2 separate regions of the Homo sapiens genome follow, and region 1 is linked to region 2. A link is an interaction called in ENCODE POLR2A ChIA-PET data of the cell type or tissue named here. Cell type or tissue: OCI-LY7. All regions are shown on one strand.

The links. ChIA-PET counts read pairs that join two places held together with the same protein. Peaks named below come from ENCODE experiments on the same cell type or tissue, not always from the same donor. Only the 100,000 strongest peaks of a DNase experiment are listed, where the experiment ranks them.
Region 1: POLR2A ChIA-PET joins it to region 2 with 5 read pairs; 6 of 35 experiments call an interaction of 5 or more read pairs at or near these places.

Annotation. Positions count from the first base shown.
Region 1 is chr6:135,189,328-135,194,327 of GRCh38, reverse strand. It overlaps MYB (MYB proto-oncogene, transcription factor), which reads right to left. Exons shown (of 16, transcript NM_001130173.2): 4 at 4,445-4,537; 5 at 3,981-4,201; 6 at 1,770-2,004; 7 at 410-490. Among named protein-coding and RNA genes, the nearest start is that of MYB, 11 kb to the right of the region's middle. RefSeq lists a silencer at 2,243-2,537. In OCI-LY7, no CTCF peak of the experiment used is centred here; a DNase peak (open chromatin) is centred at 2,727; H3K27ac peaks cover 1,268 bases.
Region 2 is chr6:135,255,406-135,260,405 of GRCh38, reverse strand. No RefSeq gene overlaps it. Among named protein-coding and RNA genes, the nearest start is that of MIR548A2, 19 kb to the right of the region's middle. RefSeq lists an enhancer at 2,438-3,637. In OCI-LY7, a CTCF peak has its summit at 2,578; a DNase peak (open chromatin) is centred at 2,562.

The DNA.
Region 1 (5,000 bases), 66 kb after region 2:
ACAAAGGTCTGATTGGAAGCTGCAAATACAATGGGTGTAGCCAATATGGTCATGAGGTGCCGCACAGCCCAAAGAGCCTCACTGTGACAACACCACCAACCAAATTTGGCTCCTGCAGAAATCTTTGTGAATGTTATTTCAGACTTAAGGGAGTGATGTGAAATCTCAGGCTAGAGTGGATGCTGACTGATGAGTTATTTCACCTTGCAACATCAAAGAATCAGAAAATTCCAGAGCAAACTCATTCTAGAAGACAAGATTAATAGATTGCTGGCCAAGACTCTGCTCTCCTCTCCATGTTCCCTTTCCTTTTTACTTTAGTTGCTCAGGTAAAAATATGTGTTTAGATGAAAGAAATAAGCATTTCTTAAAAGTGGTGCTTTGAACAGTGAATGATCAATGATCTTACCTGAATGGCTGCGGCAGCTGGCTGAGGGACATTGACTATATTTACATGTAACGCTACAGGGTATGGAACATGACTGGAGACCTAGATGCAAAAGACAAAACAAAGGCCACGTCATTCAGGGCTACATATGCTTCAGGGGACTTGGCTTCCTGAGGTTTCGTTCTGGGACTGAGAGAAAAAAAACACTTTACTGATAAAATACACTAAACAAATTTTTAAAACCTTTTAATGTGAAATTTAGCCAGGCCTTTAAAATGGCTAAACAGCTAAAGGAACATGGTGAAAAATCCTTGGGAGGTGTTGATGAGCACTTTAAATTTTGGGAAGTGTTCCTTAATTAGAGAAAAACACAATGAAAAAAACAATAAAAAATATATTATAAAATACATTAATGAATGTTTCAAAATTGTTTCTATGGGAAAAATTGATGGCACCAGCTGTTTGTAAATAAAAATATTTTTCTTGGAATAATTTTGAGTTTTAATAAAAAGCACAGGAATTCTTATGATAATTTATTCATCTGAGACCTTTCTGTAAAGTTTGTAGTCAAATCCATGGACAGAGAAGAATAAAAACTATTTATGAACATGTTTTGCATATAATTTGCATATGAGCTCTCTATTCTTGGGTAAGTTTTATCATTTAATATTGTTATTCTTAAGATTAAAGTTTCTCGATTTTTTTCCTCTTTCTTCTTCTTTTTCCACCTATTATGGATTATCACTTTCCCTAAATATAAATATCTAGAAATAAGGAAGGGATCACACTGATCCAACGGAGACTAAAAGGAGACATCAGAAAATGAATGTCACAAAGTTCTGCTCCTGACTCAGAGTAAGAAGGTAAACACTTACTGAGTGAATAAATTAAGACATGTCTGCCTGATCACTGCCAGAATGAAACATACCATAACCACTGAATTTCAGTGTCAAACTCTCTCCTCTTTAAACATAATACTACCTTCCCTTTTCGTTTTGGAAGAGAAAAACATTACATCTACAAATGCGACTCCATTCCCCTATTCTTCAATAGTACCTTAAGTAAATTTACATTCAAAGGTTGCCTTCAAATTAGATTTGAAGCAGCAATTTAGAATCGGACAGCTCGTTTTCTAGTCAGCACTATCTCTATGAGCTGTGTCACCCTGGGCAAAGCGCTTACCATCCTCGTTTCTGGAGACATAAACCAGGGGTAACACACCATACCTACACCCTATCTACTTCAAAGGGCATAGGTGAAGACTGGCCATGATCATGCTCAGGAAAGTTCTCTGAAAAGTATACAACTGCAAAGTATGATTATTACCTGGAGCTAAACTAACCGTCTCTCTCATTAAACTAGATTCACAGGAATGGCTTACATTTTGTGCTTCAGAAATGTGGTAATAGGAATAGTCGTTGTTAACAGTGGGCTGGCCAGTGGCAGGGAGTTGAGCTGTAGGCGGAGCCTGAGCAAAACCCATCAAATGACTGTTCTTCTGGAAGCTTGTGGCCACTGCTGGCTGGCTGGCTTTTGAAGACTCCTGCAGATAACCTTCCTGTTCGACCTTCCGACGCATTGTAGAATTCCAGTGGTTCTTGATAGCATTATCAGTTCTGCACAGAAATATATCACACAAATTTCACAAACAAAAATTTCAATTCAGATTAAAGTGAATTGACAGAAAACTGTTTCTAACAGAGACCTTTCCCTTGGGCCTATTAGTTGTTTTCTCTTTTTAATTGTTTCCTTCTTCTCCACCCTCTGAGATCAGGCTTTCTCTATTGCCTAGTTAGATTTCTCTTAGTTACACAATCTGGAATGCATGTCGTTTTCTAGAAATATCAGTATCTTTTAACCATTCCATTTCCTTGGTAAAGGAGTATTTTCAATACGATAACGCTTCATGTTTATTCTGACCGGTCGCGGTACAAGACTCCAACACAATGTAAAGTTCCAGCTGCCTTGGGGAAATTACTCCTTTGAATGTGGCACAGCAGGGCCTACACACCACGAGAGGGACATGGTGAAGTCTGGTGGATGATAAGATGCTGCTGATGAAGAATACTTCACTCTTTATCTCTCAAAGCACTAGTGAGAACTTCTGAGACCAAAAAACCTCCTACTCTTTGAAAGCCACCCCAATTGTTTTCTGAATCAGACAGAGACGAGAGTGGAAAATGGGATCCCAAAGGGAAAGATCCTAACCCCCAGTATATTTTCAAAAGGCAACGCATTTTTACTAAAGTCTTTCCATTCTCAGGAAAACAGTTTCTCAATTCAAAAAAACCGTTTAAGTCTCCCTTTTTCTATTTCAATGGGGGTGGGGGAATGTATGCTAAAGAAAGAGGAAGTTCAATAGCCCTGTTAATTTTGAGAAGAATCAGCAGTGTATCCTCTCAGGCCATATGGGAGGAAAGGCCTTTTTTTACCAACCTCTTAAAATTTCTAAGTTTATACTGAACCACAAGGGTGCAAATGCTTTGGAGCATCACTAGAGAATACTATATAAACTTTCTCCTGGATTATGAAGCTCAAGAATAAAACTATTTTTAATATTTTTGATCTACATCATTTTAATGCAAGATTTATCATTAAAAGTATTGCTTTCCAAAGGAACAAAATCTGTTATATACTACTTAAGTGGGAAAAATGGGACAAAATGAGCTTCCATAGTTATCCCTCATAATGAGGTCATTTTCTTGCCTTGTTCATTAAAAAGAAAGCATTATTACCCTGACATTATTTAAAAACCTGGAAGTAGTATGAGAATTCAAGAAATACATTATTTCTTTAATCAATGAAGTAAAAAATTAAGCAAAGTGGTATAATGAAATGAATACTGGTGGCCAGGTATGGTGGCCCATGCCTATAATCCCAGCACTTTGGGAGGTGAAAGGATTGTTTGAGGCCAGGAGTTTGATACCAGCCTGGGTAACATAGCAGGATTCCATCTCTACAAAAAATATTTTAAAATCAGCTGGGTGTAGTGGGGTGCACCTGTAGTCCTAGCTACTCAAGAAGCTGAGGTGGGAGGATCCCTTGAGCCCAGGAGTTCAAGGATGTATTGAGCTATGATCATGCCACTGCACTCTGTCACTCATGTGTGACAGAACAAGCCTCTGTCTCTAAAAAATAATAATTAAAAAAAATAAAAGAAATGAATGATGGTTATCAGGAAAATGGTAGCTGAGTTCCTTTGAGTAACTTAACCAGCTACGTGAACTGCCAGAGACAAACTGTCTTCAGTTTCTTTCTATGCATTTAGAGTTTTATAGTTTACCAAGTCCTTTGACATTCATTTTACTTGATCCTAACACTGGCCCTGTATGATTCATTTTGGAAATGGGGAAATTGAGGCTGGGGAAAGCTAAATGTCTTCACCCAGGGCTCACTGTCAGGTGGATCCTGGAAGTTCTCAACCAAATAAACTCTAAGATGTCTTCAATCTCTAAAAGCTATGTAGCTGGTTTATCTAATAAAACACTTACGACTGATGAAATATAATTTACTCACCATACATTTAAAGCAGAATGTTCAATACCCACTCCCTCATTCTTCCCGATCAATATATTTTTTGACATATTATTACCGTCCAGGCAGTAGCTTTGCGATTTCTGCCCATCTGTTCCCCAGTCTCTTGTGTGCCTGGTAAATAATTCTGTCTTCCTCTTCTGTCCAGGAGGTTTTCTTAACTTCTGGATTCAAGTGGTTATGCCACCTCTCCCTACATTGTTTTCCAATTCTCCCCTTTAAGTGCTTGGCAATAACAGACCAACGTTTCGGACCGTATTTCTGTACAAGCTCTATCACCTTCAGATAAACACACAAAAATAACCTATGTTTTAAAGTTATGTAATGAGTCAGTATAATCATTCTTCAGTGTTACAAGATCTTTAGAAAATTTCCAAAATTTGCTTTCATTCACTGGAAATATGGGAATAGAGTCCTCTACTTCCTGTTTGCCCATTTTACCTGCTTCCTCAAATAGGAAAATATTAGCATTTTGGGAATATTCTTAATTATGAGTCACACACCAATGAAGAAAGAACTTACTCTCTGATCTTCTTCTTTGGTCCAAGGACCCTTGATGAGCTCAGGGTTTAGTACTTTCTGCCATCGGTGCTGGCACTGCACATCTGTTCGATTCTAGACAAATAAAGTATGCACCACCATAAAGATATGATGTGATAAGCACGTGAATTTTTTGTTGTAATAGGAATCACACATAGACCATATGCAGTGAAAATATTTAAGAACATTTTAGAGCATGTTTAGAGCCCATCTATCCCTCATTACTTACAGGCTACAGAACATGCAAGTAATATATCAAAGTTGCATCTAAAATTAGACACTCTGCCTCCTGAGGGAAACATTCCTGCCACATGATCTAAAGGACCATCATACTACACATGTGCCTGCCAAGTTAACCTTAACCTCAGATACTTTTGCAGAGTATCTACATAGCCTGAGGCTTGATAGAGATTCTATGTTGTCAGGCTTTCATGGAAACCACCCTAAAAGACTAAAGTTTGCTTCCCATTCAGACAAGAGATGTGCTTCAATCCAGGACCAAAGTATTTATATTGCAGAAAGAAAAAAGATGCATAAA
Region 2 (5,000 bases):
TCTCCTGATACCCTACTACTGTTGAGTCAGGGGTGCAATTCCCAGGAGGGCCATTCTGCAATGTTGTTCATTCCTGGAGTTCAGCCCAGAGCCCGTTTCTCTTGCCCTCCTAAAGAAGTGTAAAAACACCTAATTTCCTACATTACATCCCTTTCTGGTTGACATCCCTAGAGAGATCTCTGTTGACCAGTGTCATCACGTCTCTCATGTTCATCCCATCCTTTCAAGCCCCACCATCCTGCTCTTATTCAGATCCCTTTTAATCTCTCCCCTCCTCTCTGTGACATGGCTTCCAGATGACTGTACACTCACCCTCTTTACACCTTTTTTTTTTTTCATTCTCCATACCCAGATAGAATCTCTTCTTCTTCTTCCTTTGTGGCTTCCACTCTATCATGTAGATTCACCCTGTTTCCAAAGATTTAGATAACAATAATGTACCCTGTAGAAAGTCCAGTGTCAAAAATCCAATATGGAAAGTTTACAGAACTTCTTTAAATGCTCAGGGAGCTTACATTCATTTCCCACCATTTATCTCCAGCGAATTCTTCATTTCTTGATTTCCCACATTCTCCATTTTCTCACAAGGCATTTTTGTGTGTAGAAGACCTGACTAAATAGTTTGGGGCAAAGCAACCTCTTTTTTTTAAAAAGTCTTACATCTTCTCTGCCTTCATGCACTCTCACTTGTTTACTGTCCCTCTTCTCTCTCAGAAAGAAAAACATCCCGCAATTTTCTGATTTTCTAGTGTGCTTCATTTCTTCCACCTTCTCCTTATGGGCCTTCTCCTAGTTTTCCACATGCAATTGGCCAATCAATAGTTTCTTCCTGTAAAATGACATTATGTCCCTCAGAAGGCTTCTGCTAGAGCTCAGTTTGGGAACATGAGCTAGCAAGAGCTAAATTACTCTAAAGAATTGGATCAAGGTATTAAGAGTTCATGAAAACAATCTGGGAGAAGAGGTGAGAAAGACATGGGCAAGGAGAGGAGCCAGGAGCGTGGGTAGAAGCCAGGACATTTTATGAGGTGGTCAGGCCAGTGAGAATTCCCAGGGAGGTGATAGAAGAACTTTCAACAACAACAACAACAACAACAACAAAGTCTGATGTTCACTTAAAGTGCTGTAGAGGGATAACTGTGTTGTGTTTAGGTGCATGGGCTCTGGGTCATTGATTGCATTCTGGGTCATTGATTGTGGTTTTTGTTTGTTTGTTTGAGATGGAATCTCACTCTACCGCCCAGGCTAGAGTGAGATGAAGCAATCTCAGCTCACTGCAACCTACACCTCCCAGGTTTGAGCGATCCTCCCACCTCAGCCTAGCTAGTAGCTATGACTATAGGCGTTTGCCACCATGCCCGACTAATTTTTGTATTTTTAAGACATACGGAGTTTCACTACGTTAACCAGGCTGGTCTTGAACTCCTGACTTCAAATGATCCGCCTGCCTTGGCCTCCCAAAGTGCTGGGATTACAGGCATAAGTCACTGCCTGACTTGACTGTTCAAAATTCATCTCTATCATTAACTTGCTCTGTGATTAGCAAGCTGCTCAATCTCTTAAGCTTCATTTCTTTTTTGTAAAACAGGATAATAACTGTTAAAAAGAAAAAGCCTATTTCTACTGATTATTGCAGGATTAAATAACATGTGAAAACCTCCTGGCAAAAGAAATAAATTTCCTGGAAGTGTTAGCTATGATGATGACTTAAACAATGACACTGAGCAGATGCTGTTACTTCTGCTGTGTAAACTGCCATTGTCTCTCCAAACTTCCATTAAAACTCTGTAGGCTTATAAAAAATACATAAAATATTAAAATAATTGTATTCTCTGTTCTGGATGAGGCAAGGATGAAGGGCACGTGAATTCACAAGGGCAAGTGAATTCGTAGCAGCAGAAGCGATTGCTCCTTGGCACAACATGCAAGCTTGTTGAGGAGGAGCGGAAATCTGGGAGAGAGACTTTCCCGAGGCTGGGGATGGAGGACTGAGCCAACTGCACCCAGATCTGAAAGAGTAGGGAAAATGCTGGTGATAACTGAGTTCACGGTCCTTTAAGCAGCCATCAGGTGGCTACTGCAGAGCCAACAGCCTCTCCCTACCCACATTATGGCAGGCATGCAGTGTTGAGAAGGATTCTGAAACCATGTCCCAGTTCAATCTGAGCTTGGATGACCTAACTGATTAAGGACCCTGACATGACTCAGAAGTGTTCTATGTTGGGGGTCAGCAAATGATGGCCCCAGGGCCAAATCCAGGCCACAACCTGTTTTTATGTGACCCACAAGCTAAGAATGCTTTTTCCATTTTCAAATGCTTGCAGGAAAATTTAATGAGAATATTATTTCATGACACATGAAAACAATATAAAATGCAAACTGTACTGGTCATAAAATTTTGAAATTGATCTATTTTAAAAGTTGTGGGGAAAAATGGTTTTGCTCTTGTTATACAAGTAACTACATAATATCCTTGATTGTATTTCTTGGCCCAGAAAGCCTGAAATATTTACTATCTTGCTCTTTACAGAGAAAGGCCAACCAACCTTGTTTCATGTTATGCAAAGGAGTCACCACAAGATGTCTTCTCAACCTTATGGGTGCACTCTCTATTTTAAACTTGATTTTATCCTATACGAATTGTGGGTTGGAGCCCAAAGAGGTCTATGAATTGATTTCTCTTCTTTTGATAGAAAAATCCTTTTTAAAATTATCCCTTAGTGACAAGGACATTAGTAAGTCAATAAGGTAAGCCTGATTGATTGACTTTTTTTCTTTTATCAAATACTAAAAATGAGTCAGTAAGTAGCTCTCATTGTCTCCTGCTTTAGAGACCAAAGGATAAGACAGGCCCACAGCCATGCTAATGATGTCACTTTCGTAGTGTTTCTTCTGTTTGCATGGTGACTGTCAAGTTCTATTTTGCCTAATTTTTATTTTTTTATTAAAAAATTTTTTCTTCTCTGCCCACGACCACCCACCTCCCTTCTGTGACTAATTGCAGACACCTGCTTTCTCAGTAAGATGTGGGATTTGGGCATAATTTATCTGCTAGAGTTTGGAGAAGTGCCCTCAAGCCCATGGCCTTGCCTGTGGTCCCCAGCCCTGGGAAGCAGGACACCTTCCCTTCTCCTCCCAGTGGGCTCCTCTGGTGCCTCTCCTCCAGAAAAGCTAGGTGAACTTTGAATTTTTTCAATGTAATAATTTCCCCCATAATTACATTATAATATCAATGGAGCTTATCTCATTGCAGATTGATCTTCAATTGGCACCGACTCTTAAAACTTTCTCTTTCTCAGCCCCACCCTCTGTCAAGTACTGCAGTTAATGTCATGACGAAGAGGATGAAATGCGTCAGAGCTTTACTGGAGTTGCCTTTTAAAAAGAAGCCCACGAAGATCCTTTTAGGGGAGAGAAAATTCCTTTGCAAAGTGAATAATAATACTGTAATTATATGTTCTGCCAATTTTGGTTTTCTTCAGAGGAAACAGAAACAGTGTTCCTCCTTTTCTGAAAACTTCTTTCCTGAAGTTTACTATTTACTCATCCAGCAACCATTTACTTGATTTTGCCTAATTGGTTTTACAGAAGCAATAAAGCTTTTTGTGAGGAGTCAAACAATAGAGTTATAAAGAAAATCACCCTTCCTCTCCTTCCTCCAATCTCGCTCACTGGGTCAATCAAGCATTTCTTCCATATGTTTCTCTACATTCAGATAGGCAAAAGCAAATGTAAAGAGTTATTTTTCTACTTTTACAAAAAATAAGGGTACACTGTGAATACCACCCTGAAATTATCATCAATATGTGTGGAGCTAACTCATTCTTGGTAGTTGCCTGCTATTCCATTATTCCATTGTACAGCTGTTGAGGTCCCTGCTGATAGACTTTTTTTTTTTTTTTTTTTTTTTTGAGACAGAGTCTCTCTCTGTTGCCCAGGCTGGAGTGCGGTGGTGCAATCTTGGCTCACTGCAACCTCTACCTCCCGGGTTCAAGTGATTCTCCTGTCTGAACCTCCTGAGTAGCTGGGACTACAGGCACATGCCACCACGCCTAGCTAATTTTTTTGTATTTTTAGTAGCGATAGGGTTTCACCAAGTTGACCAGGCTCGAACTCCTGGCCTCTAGTGATCTGCCTGCTTTGGCCTCCCAAAGTGCTGGGATTACAGGCGTGAGCCACCACACCCAGCCCCGATAGACTTTCAATTTGATAAAGATTTACTTTGTACCAAATACATACTAGACACTTCAACAGATTGTGGGGAGAGAAAAATGAACAACTCATCACCTTTCATGACACCAAGGTCCTGTGGGGAAGATAAAATAAATGATTGCACGTGGACACTAAGTGTGACAATGTGGTGTGCACAATTGCACAGCGAAGGCACAGAGAACTTGGAGGGGGATTCAGTCAGCTGGCGATGAGTCCAACACACAGGGGGGAGGGTGCAGGCACAGGGAACAGCGTGTGCAAAGCCAGGGAGGCTGCAGGAGCTGGTCATGCTCAGGAAACTGGCTGAAGCACTGTTCCCGTGCAGGCGCTGCTGAAAAGCCCAGAGGGGTAGGTGGGCACAGAAGTCAGTGGGTTGGTATACCAAACTAGAGAGTCAGGACTCGTCCAGTGGGCTGAGAGTAAAGAAGGGACATGCAAGTGTTTAAAGCAAGGTGTATTAGTCCATTCTCATGCTGCCAATAAAGACATACCTGAGACTGGATAATTTATAAAGGAAAGAGATTTAATGGACTTACAGTTCCACATGGCTAGGGAGCCCTCACAATCATGGTGGAAGATGAAGGAAGAGCAAAGGGAGGTCTTATGAAGGGCGGCCAGCAAGTGAGAGCGTGTGCAGGGATGGGGTTGTGTCCAGGGAAACTCTCATTTATAAAACCATCAGATCTCGTGAGAATTATTCACTGTCATGAGAACAGCATGGGAAAGACCTGCCCCCATGATTCAATAACCTCCCACCAGGTCCTTCCCGCAATGCGTGGAAATTACGG